2 separate regions of the Homo sapiens genome follow, and region 2 is linked to region 1. A link is an interaction called in ENCODE POLR2A ChIA-PET data of the cell type or tissue named here. Cell type or tissue: Panc1. All regions are shown on one strand. Links, peaks and the distances in the headings refer to the core of each region. The heading gives the core; the rest is flanking DNA. Region 1 holds the start of ABL1 (ABL proto-oncogene 1, non-receptor tyrosine kinase). Region 2 overlaps LOC105376291 (a long non-coding RNA gene).

Region 1 (5,369 bases), core at 151-5,150:
AATATCCATTCCTGTTCGTCCTATTCCCAGTGAAAATAAGCAACTCTTCCCTCTTCCAAAACAGTGGATTTCTTTTCTTTTTTTCTTTTTTTGAAATGTAGTCTTGCTCTGCTGCCCAGGCTGGAGTGCAGTGGTGCAATCTTGGCACACTGCAACCTCCACCTCCCAGGTTCAAGCGATTCTCCTGCCTCAGCCTCTCGAGTAGCTGGGATTACAGGTGTGTACCACCATGCCTGGCTAATTTTTGTATTTTTAGTAGAGACAGGATTTCCCCATGTTGGCCAGGCTGGTCTTTAACTCCTGACCTCAGGTGATCGCCCACCTTAGCCTCCCAAAGTGCTGGGATTACAGGCGTGAGCTACTGTGTCTGGCCCCCAAACAGTGGATTTCCATCTTACATATGCATACAGATCATCTGGGAGCTTCAGATCCAGCCCATTACACATATTCTGATTCTAGACTAGAAACCAAGACTCCGCATTTTAAGCAAGCCCCACATTATTCAAAATAGATTGTCCATGGATTATGCTTTTAGAAACATTGTTCAGATCCCATGCTTTAATGTTGGGGAGTTTATCCTTTCCTTCTAAATATTTTTTTTTTTTTTGAGATGGAGTCTCGCTCTGTTGCCCAGGCTGGAGTGTGGTGGTGCGATCACTGCTCACTGCATCCTCCACCTCCCAGGTTCAAGCAATTCTCTGCCTCAGCCTCCCGAGTAGCTGGGATTACAGATGCCCGCTACCACGCCCAGCTAATTTTTTTGTACTTTTAGTAGAGATGGGGTTTCACCATCTCAAAAAAAAAAAAAATCTTAAATAGCTCTAGTTCCCTGAATTATTTTCTCCTAAGACATGTTTTCCCAACAGTTAATGTTACTTATTTCATCTTCTGATCTTACTCATATTATCCACCTTTCACTTAAATTGGAAATTTTCTGCCATTTTACAAAGTTCAAGACTTTCCTACCTTCCTACCTCCTGGCTGTGTGAACTTGGACAGAATACTTCCCCCTCTCCCTCCAGTCAGTTTTCTTACTTGTGAAATGGAATTAAACTATACAAAATCATTAGGTTACTGTGAGGCTTAAGAGTGCCTGGCACATATTACATGCACATTAAAAATGTATTTCTTCCCAAACTAATGCAACATAGCAAACAAGTTAGTTCACAGTCTTTAATTTCTTTCCTTTTCCCTTTCTTTTTAGCTAATAGCTTTTGGGTCTTAGGCTGATTAGAAGGAATCCTTCTTGGGGTGTTCTTCTGGTAAGAAGATTGAAGCTCTCCTTTATTTGCTTGTAACAGAATGCTCTTCGTATCTTTCAAAAGCGTCAAAAGCTGGATATGGAAAGTATAGGCCAGGTTTGATACAGAAGTGTAGTTTGGCAGTTTTTTCAGTATCCATTGCCACTAATTCAGTATTTTGTTAGATCTGTTGATGTATGGTTTTATAACTAAAATTAAAAAGATTTGGGTACAGTTTATAAGCATTATTCATTTTAAGAGGATTTAAGAGGATAAGATCATTTTAGACTCAAGAGCAGAATATTAGTAATAATAATTAGCTTAAAAAAATAAACATATACCAATATAAAGAACAGCACAAGGCAAGCAAATATCTGGGCCTATATTAACAGACGGTATTCAAGGATATGGCTAGAATTTCCAAAATGCCTAATAATGTGTAATTCTTGGCATTAAGCCGCCAATTTGAATATGGCCCTTTAATATGAAATGCTATATAATGACAGACTTTATTATAGTCTGATCCAAGGCCCCTGAACTTTCCAAAAGGGCAACAAAACAGACAGATACTGTATTTTTTCACTAGTTGGTACTGGTGGCACCCTTTTGAGTGTTATTTTTGGCATTACGTGTAGAGGTTGACAGATTCAAGACAACACTAAACATGTTAGCAGTCACCACACGCAGGCTGTCCAGCAGAATGACAGCGCTTCCCAGATCCTAGAAAGCATCCAGAGTCACTGCACCCATCCCCTGGGGGCCCTGTAGTCCTGCATCTCCAGATGATGGGAGCTGCAAACTTCCCTGATGGTGCCCTCTTGGATGCTCATGAGGCCTGATCTGGTACCACGACTCTAGCAGTAGGTCCATTCAATGGCAGTAAAAATACATGTTGTATGTTGATCAGAATTTGGCAGGACACATGTGGAAAGTTAATGACATCCTGGCCGAGAACCCCTGTGATATACACTGGTTACATCCTGTCCAACTGGAGTTTTTATGTGCTGTTTTTGGCAGAGCCAAGTGAAGATCTTGTTACTTAGCCATTCCTGAGGTACTGAAGATACCCGGGTTTTTGTCATTACAGGATAGGCTAGAAAGTAGCCAGGGTCTCATAACCAAGGCTTTCTCTGAAACATATAATGACAATGCTAGTTATTTGACCAAAGATATCCAATGCTTTAATCCACTTGGAATTTATTCTTGATGTGAAGGGTCAGCATCATCCACTGGTCGGGAGCCTGATCCTTGGAGCCAGGCAGACCTGGGTTGAGTCCATCTCCGCCTGTTTCCAGCTGTGGGCAAGGTGTCTGACTTCTCTGAGCATCTGTGGGGTTTGTTTGTTTTTAAACCTGAAGAATTGGGATAATCTGTTTCCTCACAGAATCATTACGCAGATGCAATACAGTTAATGAAGGTAACATGGCACATAGGAAGAGCACAATACACGTCAGCTCTTACTCTTCATGGCTAGAAGATGTGGACTAAACTTCCCCCTTTACAGTTTTGTGATTAACACCATTTATGAAAGAAATAAATGAAATAAATTCCTTTTCCTGTCATGAGGGGAACTTACCTGATTTTATTGAATTATTTGGTGCCATTGAGTTCCTTATTGTTTCCCTCTGACCTAGATTTCTGGGTGTGCGCCAGTAACACGACTGTGATTGTTGCTGCTTTATAACATTGTCTGTGGTCAGTCCAAACAAGAGTTTAAAATAATTGAATGAAATGGATTTTAAACAATGGTCCCCCCACCCTCACCCCGTGGCACTCGGCCAAAGGAAGAGGAAAAGTTCTCTGTTAAAGAAAATGAATCAGAGAAGAGGCCCAGACCGTGCCTCCGAAAATTCTCATTGTAGGGACTAAGTCCTCTCACTCTGAACTCACACCCGTCTGTTCGCAGCCTGACCTCATATCCTGGTCTGGATGTGCGGCCTCACCGGGGTGTCGTGCGCACGTGTGGTTGTCCTGTGGGTGCCAGCTCTGACTTCCTCCCCAGACACCCACTGCCTCAGCCTTAATCACAGGACGCGCGTTGAGTAGAAATGAGACCAGTTAGTATTGGTAACTGCAGAGGAATATGCATTTTCACCAGCGTTCTCGGGTCAGAGGGTTTGCCTGGCACCGCGTACTGGGAAACTCGCCAAAAGCGGTGCAGGTTGGAGACGCCCCAGGCCGCGGTGGAGTTGCGCGCGGCTTCTAAAGTGGAGTGGAGCAGGCCTGCACCCTCCCCGCCGGGGCTGGGACGGCGCTTCCAGGCGGAGAAAGACCTCCGCGGGCCGCGCGCGGCCTTCCCCCTGCGAGGATCGCCATTGGCCCGGGTTGGCTTTGGAAAGCGGCGGTGGCTTTGGGCCGGGCTCGGCCTCGGGAACGCCAGGGGCCCCTGGGTGCGGACGGGCGCGGCCAGGAGGGGGTTAAGGCGCAGGCGGCGGCGGGGCGGGGGCGGGCCTGGCGGGCGCCCTCTCCGGGCCCTTTGTTAACAGGCGCGTCCCGGCCAGGCGGAGACGCGGCCGCGGCCATGGGCGGGCGCGGGCGCGCGGGGCGGCGGTGAGGGCGGCTGGCGGGGCCGGGGGCGCCGGGGGGGCGCGCGGGCCGAGCCGGGCCTGAGCCGGGCCCGCGGACCGAGCTGGGAGAGGGGTTCCGGCCCCCGACGTGCTGGCGCGGGAAAATGTTGGAGATCTGCCTGAAGCTGGTGGGCTGCAAATCCAAGAAGGGGCTGTCCTCGTCCTCCAGCTGTTATCTGGAAGGTAAGCCCGGGCCGCACGGGTTGGGCTGAGTAGCCGCGCGCCCTCCCGCTGCTGCTGGGCCCTTCCTAGGCCTCGCCGCCCGCGCGCTCCCGCCTGCGCCCTCCCCGGGTCTTGTCTTTTTTTTCTTTCTTCCCTCTTCTCTTCTCTTCTCTTCAGTTCTCTTATATTCTGTCTCTCTTTCTTTCTCTCTGTGTCTGTCTCTTTTCTCTTCTCTTGTCTCTCTCTTTTTCTCTCTCTCTGTCTCTTTCTCTTTCTCGCGATGGCCCCTAGGCGCCGCCGGCGGAGCGTGGCCCCCAGCCCCGGCACCAGCCCCGGTAGAGCCACGCCGGATGGTGACGGCGGCGTCCGGGGCCCCACAGTGCGGGCTCCCCCGAAAAAGTTTGAGAAAGCCAACTCGCCAGGCCTTAACATCCCTGGGATCCCACGTTGTGGAATTTCCACCGTTAATTGGGACTGTGTGTTAAAAAGATCGACCCGTGTTTGTGAAAACATGCGATTTCCATTAAGCATCATGTACACAAGGAGCACCACTCTACCATTTATGGATACAGAATTTCAAGTGATCTTTCCATCTCCCCCACCCCCATCTTATCTACAGACCACGAAGAGGTCTTAGGAATTCGCTCTCTTTTCAGGGGAGGGGAGCCCATTTAAGAAGGCGTTTCCAAGGAGTCCCCCAGAGTACTGGGGTGTCATGTTCGTTTCCTTAAGTGAAGCTCAGGGCCAGGAGGGCTTCACTTTTGCGTTCTTTCTACCTACTCTCCTTCTCTAATTACATCTGTTTTATTTTATTTTTCTTTCCTGTTGTAGTCTTTAGTTTTATAAATGGAAAAAAAGTAAATTAAGGGTTATGGGTCTTCACTTTCGTAGCTTCTAGGTGGGTATGAAATTGATCTGATTTGAGACTGGTGCTCCCAGACCATTGCCTTCAGCAGAAAGGCTATCTGTGCTTCAGAGATGGAGTGGCACTTGGACTTCTCTGTTGTTTTCAACTAAGAATATAAGAGTAAAAATGTGGCCGGGCGCGGTGGCTCAAGCCTGTAATCCCAACACTTTGGGAGGCCGAGACGGGTGGATTATTTGAGGTCAGGATTTCGAGACCAGCCTGGCCAACATGGTGAAACCCTATTTCTACTAAAAATACAAAAAATTAGCCGGGCGTGGTGGTACACGCCTGTAATCCCAGCTACTCGGGAGGCTGAGGCAGGAGAATTGCTTGAACCCGGCAGGGGGAGGTTGCAGTGAGCCAAGATCGCGCCACTGCACTCCAGCCTGGGCGACACAGCAAGACTCGGTCTCAAAAAAAAAAAAAAAAAAAAAAGAGTAGAAAGAAATGTGAAGCTCACTTTAGATCAAGTAGGATTTCTGCTAGAATGCC
Region 2 (5,369 bases), core at 291-5,290, 1.4 Mb before region 1:
GTGGCTCATGAAGTCTGGCCAACCTCCATCGGTTTGCAAGCTCTGGCACCTCGGAGCCTCCGTTTCCCAATCTATAATAAGAGGACAGTAATGGCACCCACCTCACAGGGCAGCTGTGAGGGCTCCATGAGGGAGTCCAGGCAAAGCCTTTCAGCGAGTTTCCTGAAATGCTGTGAGGTCTCAGGGAAGGCTTGCCATCGTCATTATTGTTTCTAACGACATTTTCAGAAATCTGAATGTAAAAAGACCTTCTCTGAGTTGGGTGTCAAAACCAGAAAAAGTCTGTGGTGGGATGTGTGTGTGTGTGTTTCCTTCTCACACTGTCCCTTGCACGTGGGCCCGGGCCCCTGCCTGGTTCTCTCTTTCTCACTATCTGGGACCCCCTAGACTAAATCCATCTCTCCAAGAATCACTGTCTTGCCCCCTCTGTCCTTCTGAGACCTGGGTGGCCTGGGGGGAGAAGCGCCCACCCCCCAACCCCGTCCGCACCACCACTTTCCCATCCAGCCCCACCCTCAGCCTCCTTAATACAGGCTCACCTGGGGCCTCAGTGCCCAGTCCTCCCAGCGCCCGCCCCAGCTGCACTTGAGTCCTGGATCTATCATCAGCCCTTGCTGTGGGAAGTGGCTTTAACCTCCCTGGGCCTCAGTTTCTCTATCTGTAAAATGAGGAGCATAATAAAAAGAACATAAGGTTTTTCTGCCCCCTGCCCACCCCTGCTGAAACAAACAAGCAGACAAGAAATTCATAACCCCCCAGAGGCACTTAGAGCCTGGGAGATTCAGCCGCAAAGGAGTGATCACAGGGTCACAGGGTCCTGGGATGCACAAGGCTCCTTCTCTCCCTTTCCTCCAGGAGGAGTTGGATTTACTTCTGTAAACCCCTGCCCTCCCTTGACCCTGTGCACTCTGGGGAGCACCTAGATTTGCAGGCACGGTGGAGGCAGAGCTGAGCTGAAAGGTGGGGTGTGGGCTCCCCCAGAGCAAGCTCTTCCGGCACCCTGGTGGGATGTGCAGCTGCATTGCTGGCTCAAGACGCCCCCACACCCAACTAGGATCTTTTTTTTTTGAGACGGAGTTTCTCCCAGGCTGAAGTGCAATTGGCGCGATCTCAACTCACCGCAACCTCCGCCTCCCAGGTTCAAGCGATTCTCCTGCCTCAGCTTTCCATGTACCTGGGATTACAGACATGCACCACCATGCCTGGCTAATTTTTGTATTTTTAGTTAAGACAGGGTTTTGCCGTGTTGGCCAGGCTGGTCTCGAACTCCTGACCTCAGGTAATCCACCTGCCTCGGCCTCCCAAAGTGCTGGGATTACAGGCGTGAGCCACCGCGCCTGGCCTCAACTCAGATCTTTAACTCCACTACCATTTGTGAGTGTTCCGCGTGGGCTACATCCTAGGCCAAGGATTTTCTCACCCTGGCCTCAAGAAGATGGAACGGGGCAAGACCTGAGAAGCATGTAGACCTTCAGGATTTTCTCAGTCTGTCAGTTAATCTTGTTTATGATCGATGAGCAAGTCTCTCTCCCTCTCAAAGCCTCAGTTTTCTTACCTATAAAATGGGGCTACATGAGGAGTCAATGAGCTAAGGGTGTGAAGCTGCTGGCACAAAGCCCCACACACGTAAGCCTTAACCAGTGCCAGCCGGATGATAGATGGTGCCGTTGTGCCCAGCAATTCCTTCTCCTAAGCAGGTTATACCATCCTGTCCCCAGAACGTCCTTCCACGCCCTCTGACGAGGCTTGGCCATGTGACTTACTCTGGCCAGTGAAATGTGAGCAGAAGTGACCACACATCAGTGGCCAGCAGAAGCTTTAAAAGCTACACCTGTAGTCCTAGCTACTTGGGAAACTGAGGTGGGAGGATTACCTGAGTTCAGGAGTTCGAGGCTGCAGTGAGCTATGATTTTGCCACTGCACTCCAGCCTGGGTGACAGAGTAAGACCCTGTCTCAAAAAAAAAAAAAAAAAAAGGCTGGGCACAGTGGCTCACGCCTGTAATCCCAGCACTTTGGGAGGCCGAGGCAGGTGGATCACCTGAGGTCAGGAGTTCGACACCAGCCTGGTCAACATGATGAAACTCCGTCTCTACTAAAAATACAAAAAAAAAAAAAAATTAGCTGGGCGTGGTGGCCTGCGCCTGTAATTCCAGCCACTCAGGAGGCTGAAGCAGGAGAATCACTTGAACCCAGAAGGTGGAGGTTGCAGTGAGCCGAGATCGCACCATTGCACTCCAGCCTGGGCAACAAGAATGAAACTCTGTCTCAAAAAAAAAAAAAAAAAAAAAAAAGAGGCGATTTGACCCAGACATGTTCAGAGGGAAGATGACATGGAGACCCCGGGGAGAAATCAACCATCCATAAACCAACGTGGGAGGCCTGGAACAGATCCTTCCCTACGGCGCTCATGAGGAACCAACCTGCTGACACCTTGATCTTGGATTCCCAGCCTCCCAAACTGTGAAACAATGTGTTTCTGTGTTTCAGCCACCCAGGACTTTGTGACCACAGCCCTAGCAAACGAATACGCCGCATTTCACAGGGCCCTACAGACAGGAGATGGGATCTAAGGGAATTAACCTACTTGCAAGCAGAAATGAAAGGGAAAGAGAAAATCCAGAAATGTTGGATTTGCAGGATTGAAAAAGGCAACTATTCCTCATCTCGGTCCAATGAAAGAGCAACTAAGTGAGTGCTCCAGGCGCCCAGTGCCCAAAGGTCCATAGTCCGTGGGAGGATCCAGACACTGTCACGTGCAGGAGGCCACCTGTGCTGCAGGAGGCTGAGCTTGGGTGCTGTGCCCCCAGCTGGGAGAAGGCTGGGGTGGGCCAGGGAAGCTGTGCTTGGGCACGAACCACTTATCCCCGAGTTGGAAAAAGGTGCGATCCAATTCTCCACCCCATCCTGCCAGTTCATCACCCAGACAACCTAGAGTGAGCACCCAGGGCCATTTTTGGAAAATCCTGCTCTTTTGCATAATAAGTGGGCAAAACAGACACAGTCCCTGCCCCTCTGGCAGTTTGTCGCTTCTGCAAGACTCAAGTGCCAAATGACATTTTAGAAAAAATTTCTGACATATTTGTGCTTGGAACACACAATATGATCTTGGAGCAGATAAGAGTTTTAAATTTAACTTTGTCTGTCCCCAGAAATGTATTGTTTGAGAAGTCTAATTGTGAATTTTAAGCTTTCTTTCTTCTTCTTCTTCTTCCTTTTCTTTTCTTTTCTTTTTTTTTTTTTTTGAGACAGGGTCTTACTCTGTCACCCAGGCTGGAATGCAGTGACGATCCCAGCTCACTGCAGCCTTGACCTCCTGGGCTTAAGCAATCCTCCTTCCTCAGCCTCCTGAGTAGCTGGGACCACAGGCATGTGCCACCATGCCCAGCTAATTATGAATTTTAAACTTTCTGTGAAGACTCTTTAAAATGGATACTCTACAAATAGTCAATAAAGAATATTCTGGGCTTAAGAAAATAATAATAATAAAACTAAGAAACACTCTGTGTGATAGAGCCCAGTTAAGACTCAGTCTCAGGGTAAAGATCATACCAAGGGTGTGGCCATCACGCCCTTTGTTGAAACCTCAGAAAAGCTTGCAGGCCCACAGTTCTGTCTAGAAAGCCATGTCTAGAAGAAAGTTAGGTGTGTCTTTTTTTTTTTTTTTGAGACAGAGTTTCGCTCTGTCGCCCAGGCTGGAGTGCAATGGTGCGATCTCAGCTCACGGCAACCTCCGCCTCCCGGGTTCAAGTGATTCTCCTGCCTCAGCCTCCCGAGTAGCTGGGGTTACAGGCATGCGCCACCATGCCCGGCTAATTTTGTATTTTTAGTAGAGACAGGGTTTCTCCATGTTGGCCAGGCTGGTCCTGAACTCCCAACCTCAGGTGATCCTTCCACCTTGGCCTCCCAAAGTGCTGGAATTACAGGCGTGAGCCACCGCACCCGGCCTTGGGTGTATCTTTGGCAAAAAGAGCTGAGTGACAACAATTGGGCAAAAGTTACAAAGTTTTAAAGAGGGTGGCACTGTCCGCAGAGCTGTCAGCTGGATTAAAAGAGACTGTGACCGTCAACAACACAAAACCACTTCTGGGCGCCAACGGGGAAGCAGCCCGAGGAAGCTGCTCAGCCCCCAGGGAAACCCTCTTCTCCAGGGTCCTCATCCCGTGTGGTCAAGGAGGTTATAGAAAAGGAGGCCTCCCAGAGGACGGCCCAAGGGCAGGAGAACAGGGGAGTCGGGAGTAATTTCCAGAGAGCACCATGGGGCCTGGTCGAGGGGTTTCTTTCCCCAGGGCAGGTGGCACTTGCCGAATCCACCCAGCAGGACTCAGAACTCATGAGGACCAGCACTTGCTACTGCTCCACCCCTCTCCTTTCTTTTTTTTAAATTTTGTTTTTGTTGTTGTTGTTGCTTGTTTGTTTGTTTGACACGGAGTCTCACTCTGTCACCCAGGCTAGAGGGCAGTGGCACAGTCTCGGCTCACTGCAGCCTCTGCCTCCTGGGTTCAAGCGATTCTCCTGCCTCAGCCTCCTGAGTAGCTGGGATTACAGGTGCCCACCACCACGCCCAGCTAATTTTTGTATTTTTAGTAGAGATGGGGTTTCACCATGTTGGCCAGGCTGGTCTTGAACTCCTGACCTCAGGTGATCCACCCGCCTCAGCCTCCCAAAGTGCTGGGATTACAGGTGTGAACCACCACGCCCGGCCCTTTTTTAACTTTTAAGACAGAGTTTTGCTCTGTCGCCCAGGCTGGAATACAGTGGTGTGATGACAGTTCATTGCAGCTTCAACCTCCCAGCTCAGGTGATCCTCCTGCCTCAGCCTCCTGAGTAGCTGGGACTACAGGCATGAACCACCATGCCTGGCTAATTTTTGTATTGTTTTGTAGAGACGGGGTCTTGCTATGTTGCCCAGGCTGGTCTTAAACTCCTGGGCTCAAGCGACCCCCGCACCTTGGCCTCCCCAAATGCTGGGGTTACAGGTGTGAGCCACCACACCGCCTCTATTCTTCTCTTCTCTTCTCTCCTCTTCTCTTTCCTTCCTTCCTTCCTTCCTTCCTTCCTTCCTTCCTTCCTTCCTTCCTTCCTTCCTTCCTCCTTCCTTCCTTCCTTTCTCTTTTCTCTCTCTCTCTCTTTCTTTCTTTTTTCTTTGCTCTCACTGTATCACCCAGGCTGGAGTGCAGTGGTGCAATCTTGGCTCACTGCAGCCTCCACTTCCTGAGTTCAAGCAATTCTCATGCCTCAGCCTCCCAAGTAGCTGGGATTACAGGTGCATGCAACCATGCCTGGCTAATTTTTGTATTTTTAGTAGAGATGGGTTTCGCCATGTTGTCCAGGCTGGTCTTGAACTCCTGGCCTCAAGTGATCCGCCCAC

Evidence for each region. Peaks named below come from ENCODE experiments on the same cell type or tissue, not always from the same donor. Only the 100,000 strongest peaks of a DNase experiment are listed, where the experiment ranks them.
Region 2: POLR2A ChIA-PET joins it to region 1 with 7 read pairs; 1 of 35 experiments calls an interaction of 5 or more read pairs at or near these places.

What each region holds. Positions count from the first base shown.
Region 1 is chr9:130,831,535-130,836,903 of GRCh38, forward strand. ABL1 (ABL proto-oncogene 1, non-receptor tyrosine kinase) reads left to right here and starts at 3,720. Exons shown (of 11, transcript NM_005157.6): 1 at 3,720-3,991. The coding sequence starts at 3,913. It overlaps LOC124902287 (a long non-coding RNA gene), which reads right to left and starts at 3,294. Exons shown (of 2, transcript XR_007061822.1): 1 at 3,185-3,294; 2 at 1,160-2,931. RefSeq lists enhancers at 2,775-3,301, 2,944-2,993, 3,014-3,063, 3,302-3,827 and silencers at 3,464-3,773, 4,244-4,293. In Panc1, for the core only: no CTCF peak of the experiment used is centred there; a DNase peak (open chromatin) is centred at 3,217; H3K4me3 peaks cover 2,259 bases; H3K27ac peaks cover 2,180 bases.
Region 2 is chr9:129,440,405-129,445,773 of GRCh38, forward strand. The region is part of intron 2 of LOC105376291 (a long non-coding RNA gene); the gene reads left to right. Among named protein-coding and RNA genes, the nearest start is that of LINC00963, 46 kb to the right of the region's middle. In Panc1, for the core only: no CTCF peak of the experiment used is centred there; no DNase peak of the experiment used is centred there; H3K27ac peaks cover 1,722 bases.